Linked DNA regions of Homo sapiens: region 1 is linked to region 2. Evidence: chromatin contacts called from ENCODE Hi-C or POLR2A ChIA-PET data. All regions are on one chromosome and are shown on one strand. The core of a region is the stretch at or near the end of the contact, and the rest is flanking DNA. Distances in the headings are between cores, read along the strand shown. Region 1 overlaps GMDS (GDP-mannose 4,6-dehydratase). Region 2 overlaps GMDS (GDP-mannose 4,6-dehydratase).

Evidence for each region. A loop is a pair of places that touch in the nucleus more often than their neighbours do. ChIA-PET counts read pairs that join two places held with the same protein, here RNA polymerase II (POLR2A). Pooled maps may share reads with other maps.
Region 1: a loop to region 2 is called in a map of breast epithelium, with 12 times the contacts of the local background. The contact joins two enhancer-like sites. A Hi-C loop is called at or near these places in 8 of 168 maps with a recorded cell type or tissue (IMR-90, PC-9, aorta and 4 more), 3 of 37 single-sample maps with no recorded cell type and 8 of 50 pooled maps. POLR2A ChIA-PET finds 5 or more read pairs at or near these places in 4 of 52 experiments (HEK293, HEK293T, PC-9 and 1 more).

What each region holds. Positions count from the first base shown.
Region 1 is chr6:1,629,562-1,633,972 of GRCh38, forward strand. The region is part of intron 9 of GMDS (GDP-mannose 4,6-dehydratase); the gene reads right to left. Among named protein-coding and RNA genes, the nearest start is that of FOXC1, 22 kb to the left of the region's middle. RefSeq lists enhancers at 1-433, 434-1,360, 4,163-4,411. Within about 2 kb of position 1,435, at least 3 of the 41 ENCODE cell types and tissues checked have a DNase peak (open chromatin) inside an H3K27ac peak, as active enhancers do.
Region 2 is chr6:1,663,699-1,668,426 of GRCh38, forward strand. The region is part of intron 9 of GMDS (GDP-mannose 4,6-dehydratase); the gene reads right to left. LOC107986514 (a long non-coding RNA gene) reads left to right here. Exons shown (of 2, transcript XR_001743788.2): 1 at 1-2,206; 2 at 3,150-4,624. Among named protein-coding and RNA genes, the nearest start is that of FOXC1, 56 kb to the left of the region's middle. RefSeq lists enhancers at 1,643-1,872, 1,883-2,052. Within about 2 kb of position 1,738, at least 2 of the 41 ENCODE cell types and tissues checked have a DNase peak (open chromatin) inside an H3K27ac peak, as active enhancers do.

The sequences.
Region 1 (4,411 bases), core at 185-2,684, 34 kb before region 2:
CACCATGGCCTCGTCCGTGGCCACCCTTATGGAGGCTGCCGTGTGGCAATCAGCGACGGTGTAGACTTGGAATAAAACCACCACTGGACACTCCCACTGTCGCCACTGTCACCTCTGCTGGGAGCCTCCTTAGATGACTCCGGACGTGCGGTCCAGTCCTCCTGCATGGTGCCTAATGGGCACTTTAAAATCCTCTGACCACCCCTCTCGCCGATCCCACTTTTCTGATGGGATCTCGGTAGAATTTGTCATTTGGGATCAGCGGCTGTTAAGCACTACTAAACAAATGGAAAGAAATGCATCCATCCGTATGCATGCCCCAGAAACCAGCGACAAAGTCCGGCTAGTACAGTAGAGCTTTCGTGGAAAGTAAATGAGAACGTGGTCTTCATTATATGCCTACTTGTCAATAAAGCTTAGGGTGGTAAAAAAAGTTACAGGTGTTCACTTCAGGAAAGGAGAACTTAATGGCATGTATAGTGCAACCTACATATAAATGGATCTTTTTTCATTTATATTTTAAAAATATGGTTGACATAGTTGACATAAAACAAGAATTGTAGTTAAGCAAAAAGGGCTCATAAGCTACACAGACAACATAATTATTTAGGAGAAATACAGGATTTAAGCAAGTTAACTTCCTTTTAAACAAAGTTTTAAAACATATTCTGGAGAAAGCCCTTTCTAGCAGACATGCTGGAGATGTGTGGAGATGAGTGCGGCGGTCCTCTTTCCTCCATGGGACGAACCGCATGTGGCCTATGCAGTTTATGCCACCCCAAAGCTTGTTCCTTTCCCCAGACCAGGCGGTTGCCCTGGCTGTGTCCGCCTGCCCATTGGCTGCCTGGCCTTTGACTGGGACAGAGGAGCATGCTCCCCACCTCCTGAGTGGGGCCCAGCCCAGGAACATGCCCACTGTCTGCCCTGTCCAGCCCTGTGCAACTTTGAGGCCTTCCCCGTTCAACCAGGCAGCAGTCTGAGCCAGCTGAGCAGAGGAAAGCACTTCTCAGAGGCTGCGCTGGGAAGCTTTTGGGGAGCTGCCTACTCATAGGTAGGTGTCTAACAGGTTTCTTTAAATGAAATAACCATATAAGACTTTGGGGATGTCATCTTGCATCATACCTATTTACAAGGTGCTGCGTCTGTCTGTACCTGTTCTACATCTGAATTGCAATCGTGGAGTTAATTTTTTGTCAGCTTTATTTCTTGATCCGGTGCTTACAGTAGCATCAGCCTGGGGAAAGCTAGATTAATGACTGTAACTAGAGCCCTCTTGGTTCCGGTTAGTTCACTGATCTCCACTCTGACGAGCTGAGATGGGGGGTGGCTGACTCATAGTTGTGATGCGGGGGCCATTTAATGAAAAGGAGATAAGGTTGTCAGTGACCTCAGCATTCCAGGCTTCAAAGCCAGCACCATGTTGGTCGGAAATTACTGGTTACTGTTAATAACTGGATCTAGGGTGTAAAGATTTACCCATGCTGGAAGGAGGTGGCAAAACCCCGAGGACAGGAGATAAAGCGCCTTTGAGTGGACCGATTAGGGACTCTTGTGACATCGCTGGCAAGTGGCACCCTGGATACAAGAGGAAGGCCGCTGTGCTCTTGCCACTTAGGGCTTTCTACCCTCAAAGCGCTTTATAGACATCAGCTAATTAAACCACAAAACAATCACATCCAAAATGCAACTTAAGAGATTTTGTATCTGTTGCAGGTGGCCTCTTTCCTAGAGATGAAAGTTCTGTGCAAAGCAAAGTATCTCGGAGGTAAAAGCTAAAGTACTTGTCATCTGGCTTATCTTTACCCCGCACCTTCTCATCTAGGAATGCCTACCTAGGCCACAGGGGATCCTGAATTGCATAAGAGGAAGGTAATTTTCCTTAAGCTTGTTTCCTTCTAGTTTGTTAGGAAATCTACCCACCTCTTAGAAATGTCCCCCCCTCCGCCCCACCACCACTGCTTCGGACATGAGTACTACACAGTACAATGTAGATGGGGTTTTTTTCCTTTGTGGTTTTTCTCAATGTATACAGTATATTAAGTCCTCCAATTCAACACACCTCACTTCAATAATCCTTCCTTCCTCCCTCCCTCCCTCACTCCCCTTCCTCCTTCTCCCCAATCCAAATATAAATAACGTAACAGGGTCATTCAAACAGGGTCTATCAAACATATACCCACAGGCTCCTCCAAATATTCATTCCCTCAGCCACTTCTTAAGCAACTCAAGGCCTAGCCAAACACCTGACCACATCCAGATTCTTGCTTTTTGGCCATTTCTCTGGGGACTTTTATATTGGAGAAAAGATTAAGACAATTACTGTGATATCTGTTAGCAAATTTTTGGAGAGGTATGGAGAGGAGATGAGCATGATGACAACTCTTTAGGTTTACTATAATTCTGTTATCACTCATTTGGCCACCCATCATCACAGGAAGGCTCAGAGGGTTTTGTCAGGTGTCTATACTACATGGTCACCTGGCATTCCTTCTTTACATCTTCATGAGAGGAACAAAGTCCTATACCGAAATGTATCTGCAGAGGTATTTCAGCCAAGTACTTGAGAATGTCACAAAGTCATCTAGTGGTCAGGTTCTGCCATTCCTAGTCCAGCAGTCACAACACTCAATAGGACAAAACCCTCTGTAGAATGTGTTGTAAACAATACACTTTACACACATTAATTTGAGTGGCAAAGAGGTCTCTAAGTAATAGATGGTATCAACACACAGAAATATCAACTTAATGCTGGATGGAAACTGACACAGAAGAGTCCATATTGTACATATTGTATGATTTGCTGTATGTGAGGTCCCAGAAGAGGCATCCATGGTTATAGAAACGAGACTGGAGGACAGGGGAGGAGTACTGACTGGGAAGGTTCACCAAGGAACTTTCTGGAGTGAGGAAATGCTCCTTATATGAATAGGAGTGTCGGTTACAAGAGTGTGTGCGTTTGTCAGAACAGATCAAACTGCAGTTCAACATTTGTGCATTTCACAGTATATAGATTTTATCTCAACACAAAAACGTGGCCAGGCATGATAGCTCATGCCTGTAATCCCAGTGCTTTGAGAGGCTGAGGTAGGAGGACTGCTTGAGGCCAGAAGTTTGAGACCAGCCTGGGCAGTATGGCAGGACCCTGTCTCTACAAAAAACTTTAAAAAATTAGCTGGGTGTGGTGGCACTTGCCTGTGGTCCCAGCTACTTGGGAGGCTGAGGTGGGAGGACTGCTTGAGCCCAGGAGTTTGAGGCTGCAGTGAGCTATGATTACACCACTGTACTCCAGCCTAGGTGACAGAATGAGACTTCGCCTCTAAAGGAAGAAAAATTCGTGGACACAACCAACATGGCGGCATTGCTGGAGAGACCTGGAATCACAACGTGGCTCAACCACTTAACTCTTTCTTAATAACTCTGAGATTCAGGTTTTAAATCTGTAAAACGGGGACAGCAAGGCTTGCAAAGTTGTGTGAGAATTCAAAATTGCACAGCTGCTTTTAACAGCTAGAACCATTTCTAATTCATCCTATACAGGCTTTCCATTGAGGCTATTATTTATCACTAAAATGTAGGAAAAACGATTCTTTTCATTTCTTGCAGTAACATCATGGATGAAGATGTAATATTTTTAAGTGGGCTGTTTTATAGTTTTTCTTTGATACTTACATGCAACTTTTACCCTGCACCCCAACCCTTCCTCTAATTTTAGATAATCATTTTCTGAATAGCTGTAACAGAGTGTAGAAGATTTTGTACTCTGCTGTCCCTCAATTTCTGCAAACATTTCACAGTCTCTTGCTTGCTTGTTGCCACATATTTACTGCTTTAAGCCTTGGAGAAGCAAACGTGGACAAGAGAAGGCCGTGGCTGTCATGAAGCCCATGTTCTAGGGTCTGGCAGCACAAGAGTTGGCGGAGACCTGAGTTTCGGCTGATGGGAGTGCGAGGGAGCGACTGCAGAGGGGGCTGGCTTGTTGGAGGGCGGGAGGGCACTCTGTACTGGCTGGGCGGGGAAGGCCTTCCACAGAGGTCACTGGATCAGAGATCTGCACAATGTGCACGGGCCGGTCACAGAAAGATCTGGGGTGTGAGGGTCTCTTGGGGACACTGCAGGTAAAAAGGCCTTAAGGGAACCCCGGAGAGAAGGCTGCTGTGACTGGGCATGGGGAGTGACGGGGAGAGGAGCCCATGACCACGAGGCTGGGAGGGACACAGAGGCAGGCACTGTTGGCCTCCCGGGTGGTTTCTGCCATGGAGCCCAGGCCTTTCCCAGCAAAGCCACGTGGTCACAAGGCTCTGCTGTCTGGTCACAGTGACTGCCTTGGAGTATCTACCGCCTGCAGGCTGTGGCTGGAGGTTGGAAAGCTGGCTACCTCAACCTGATGGAGCTTACAATTCTGACTTTCTGG
Region 2 (4,728 bases), core at 488-2,987:
CCACAGGGCCTTTGCACAGGAGTCCCCCGGTGACTGGTGAAGATCCGTGTGCCCTGCTCCCTCATTTCCTTCATGGCTCTGCTGAAATGTCTCATCAGAGAGGCCTTCCTTGATCACCTTTACCCTGCTTTATTTTTCTTCATGGCACAGATCTCCTCCTGACATGTTATTAACATGTTTGTGGTCTGTGCCCTCCTGTATGAATGGGAGCATGTAATTTATTTGTTGTAATTTGTTGGAATAAGTCACCTACTGGCTTAGCACCCTCAGGACCCAGAGCAGTGCCTGGCACACGGTAGGCACCCAGTAAGAATTTGTTGGATAAGTGCTTACATTTATTTCAACAAATAAATCACATGCATGCCCCGTTATAGTTCTTTACAATAATTAGGCTAAAAGTTGCTTATAAAAAGAAAAAGAAGTAACCTAGTCAAATTTTACTTTGGTGTTTCTTAAATGTTACCCATTCTTACTGCAAAAATCAACTCTTGGAATCTTTATCATTTCTCTGTAAGGCCGAGAATCTGCCCTTTGCTACTTGAATCTTGTGTCAGCCTTCAGTCAAAACTAATGAAAGTCTGGGCCAATGAGCTGGCCCCAGATTTCTGGATCATCCAAGCATCTCCTTCACTCTCTGGACCCTCTCACCTGCCCACCCCCTGGAACCACACTGTCCTCTGTCACCAACAGTGAGGTGGGGGAGTGTTCTTACAACTTCATCGTTCACTCACATGGGAGACCGTGAGTATTCTCTTCAGAGGAGAGGAATTGTTTCTCCTTAGAGAGGCGTGAGATGAATGAGTGTCCTGTTCTCCCTAGAGTCCCCGATTCATGGTGTCTGGCCACTCCTACAGGCACAGCACGGACAATCACATAACGAAGCTGAAAGCAATGTGCTTTTGAGTATAAGCCATACTGGTTAGAGGTGATTTACTGTGTCACTCTGTCACATTGACATGTTTGAGACTCATGTAAACTATTCCCTGATCAGCCACAGTTCTGGCCTAACAGGGGGCAATGCTAATGTTTAATAATGTAAGCATAATATTTAATTTGGAAAGTACTAGTGATTATATAGTAGTAAAGAGGCTTCACATGTGGGTAGAGATTTTTTAAAAATCTCATTGATACCAAGGTATAGTGCAGTAGAAACATTTTGAAACTAAAGTTAGAAGCGTCCTAACTGTAGAATGAACATATTCACGTCACTATTGTTCACCAGGATCGCTCTCACACACCACACGTGCTATGTGAATACAGATAGACTTCTGCATACTCAGCTGGCTTTGCACATCTCTACCACAGAGTACGTGTATCTCTTGGACAGAGTATGACTGGTGGAAGTGGCAGTTGGCAGTTTATCTTTGATCACTATATTCAGAGGTGGCTTATACTTTTTAATTTTTTTTATTATTATACTTTAAGTTCTAGGGTACATGTGCACAATGTGCAGGTTAGTTACATATGTATACATGTGCCATGTTGGTGTGCTGCACCCATTAACTCGTCATTTAACATTAGGTATATCTCCTAATGCTATCTCTCCCCCCTCCTGGCTTATACTTTTAAGGGCACAAAATATATAACCATGATTGCTTGAAAGGGATTTGTTTCAATTCCTTGTTTGAAGGAGGTAATGGGCCAGCCTAAGAATCAAAAGTGACAATGAAATATAAAATGTATAACCATGATTGCTTTAAAGAGATTTGTTTCAGTTCCTTGTTTGAGGGAGGTAATGGGCCAGCCTAAGAATCGAAAGTGACAATGAAATATGAATGTAAAAGAGGAAGGGAGACAGACCTCTGGCTTGTTAGTACAACAGAATACTTACTTGGGGTTCACTTTATACATTACTTTCCCCCATTTTCCTACCCATTTGGGTAGGAATGAGATCTGCCAGGAAGGTGCACGGGGCAGAAGGCTTTGCTGTTGTTTTCCATGTCTTGGTTTCCTTCCTTTACCAGGACCAGAGCAGGAGGCCTCCTTTCTGCTCTCTGGGGGCCACATACTCCTGCCTCGATGGGCCACAACTGGATGAAGGAGGATACACGTGTGCCTTGCTACACATAATAGCTAAACAGCCCTAGAAAAACAGGGTCTGTGTACATATCATCATGTCTTCAGGCTACAAGGAAGCCCGCTGTGTGAAAAAGCTCTCCTGAGCTCAAATAAGAACTACTTTCTAAATATCACCTTAATATATCTGGTAGGTTTGGATTTGGTATGTCAAGTTGAGTCCTATAATACATAGACTATTTCCTTCTGGAGACCGTATTTTTAATTTCAGCGACTTGGAGGAGTTAAACTCGACCTCTGGGCACACTGACAGCCAAGTGGGTCATCAGCAGAGGAGTGACAACGACACTTCCATTCATGTAGGGCTTCCGGTCTACAGGAGGGCTTTCATATAAGTGGGCTGAGTGTATGGGAAGTGAACTGATTAGGCATTTGCCCCTTGTTATGGATGAAGCAGCAAAGGCCGTGAGAGTCCCTGAGGGTCAAGTCGCTCTGAGATCCTAGAGACGGGAGTCCTGCTCTGCCCAGCATCCTCTCCCCTGCACCACAGTACCTGCATCCCCTCCTTTTCTGTGCCGTCTTTATTTTACAGTGTGGATCTGGTGGGCTAGGGTTCCTCTCCTGTTGGTCCTGATGATGCACCAAGACCAAGAATATTTCTTATTTATGGAGGAAATATGGTTAAGTGCTAAGTGTACAGCCCTGACCCTTCCTCTACCCTCTCAGCCTAGTTACACCAGGGAGGTAAATCCCTACCTGTTTGTCTACCTACTTGTTTATATTAAAAGTTCTTGCAAATTTAAAAGGTTATACACTCAATGATCCAAAGGTGAAGTTGAGAAGACTATAAAAGACCTTAGGCAATATGAAATTATACAGTCAGCTTTTCACGTGACGGTGGTGTGATCACTAATGGAATCACCGAGTTTCCACAGAATGAAAAGGACCCTTGGGATCCGGAGCTACAGTTTAAGCTGGTCCCTCTCTGGAGGTGTTGCGTAGTAGGCTTCTCCTGTAACGTCTACGGCTGACTTATGACATTTACATTTTTGGTCCTCAAGGTCACAGTGTCCTTCTAAGCGGAACGATAGTGGAGACTGGGAACTAACTTCTTCATCTCCTCTCTTTGACAGCCTGAACTCAGCTTGGCACTGGCTTTCTATCCACCTTCTGCCCAGCAGTGAATGGAGTCAACTCTCCCATTAATGGAGCACCCTCTGGGGGAAGGGCACTGTGTTTTCTGCTGAGCGCTAGGACCTTCACAGTCTCCACAGAGCAACAAACCAGAACTCAGCGAGAAGAGCAATGCCAAAGAGGAGGCCTAGCGTGCAGACACACATGAGCCTAGAGCAGCTGTGCCCACCCCATGCCTCTACCATTGACTCAATGAGGACAGCTGTCTTTGAGAGTGGTGACGGTAGGGTTCTATAGAAGAAGCAGGTCTGTTAAGCAATCTGCGAGATGGCCGGCCTCAGACCAATCAAAGTCTACCATTTTGTCTTATCTATCTAGAACCATAACTCAAAAATGAAATTGCCCCAGCTTTTCTCCTCCCACCATTAAATTCCATTCAATCATAGCAGGCAAAATGCAGTCACGCTCAAGCAGCCAGATGTTATCATTACAGACTGCTCTTTATAAACCCATGCTGAAACCTGAGTGGTTGATGAGACCAGCTAAGCAGTTGTACCTTTGACCCAATTGCATTAAACTTGCCCTATCAATTTAAGCTCAGTATAAACACCATTTCCCAGAGCCCCTCGTGAAGTCAGCAGTGAGAAGAAGCTGACTAAGCCTAAACATTTTTTAACAGCAATCTTGTCTTACAACACCAAGGGGATTTGCTGGGTATCTGGGGCTTTATAAAACCATATGAACATGCTGAAAGAATTAAAATCCTTTAAAAATGAAAAATTGATGGTGACAGTCCTGTCTGAAGACTAACTGGTCTAATGGCAACATGGAATGGGCACTTTTGTATTTTTTTTTCTTTTTTTTTTGGTCTGAGACACTTTTGTATTGTTTTGTAAGTAATATATTTGTATTATTTTTCTTCTTCTCAAATGTTTGCCTTAAGGTGGCCATTCCAATTTTTTTTAAATGAAAAAAAATGTGCCCCACTTATCAGTAAATTGGACATTTTAAGAGGAATTGAACATATTTACTGTCCTGGTTAAGTTTCTTTCTAATGAAGACTGGGACCCTCTCCGTATTCAAACATTTCAGATAATAAGATCACAGTTATCTCCACATCACATGCGGCTGACATCCCGGGAGTCTGGCCTATGCACAAGTCCCAGGGTGAATGAAGGGAGTGATCGTACCTGGCTATTGATTTGCTAATATTTCAATAAAACTTAGATGTTCTATAAAAATGTAAGCATATATTTGTCTTTGTAAATAAATATACCTCAGTGTAAAGGTATTTCAAAAGAGAAGGCTGATCTTAGAGGTGTTTACTTTTTTCTTTTTTTGCTTTGTATAAAAAGTTTATTCAGTTACTTTGTGGCTGAGTTTCCAAATAAGTAGGATACTGTTACTTTCTGTTAAAATGCTAAAATAGGATACTGGAGAACAAATAAATGTTGAAGATTTATAAACTCTTTTAGAAATGACTTCGTAATATATCTTAATAAGATAAAAAGGCCTTTGAATTATAAACTGTAGATTATAAAAATTAGGTAGAAAATGTAATATTTTAAGACACACTGG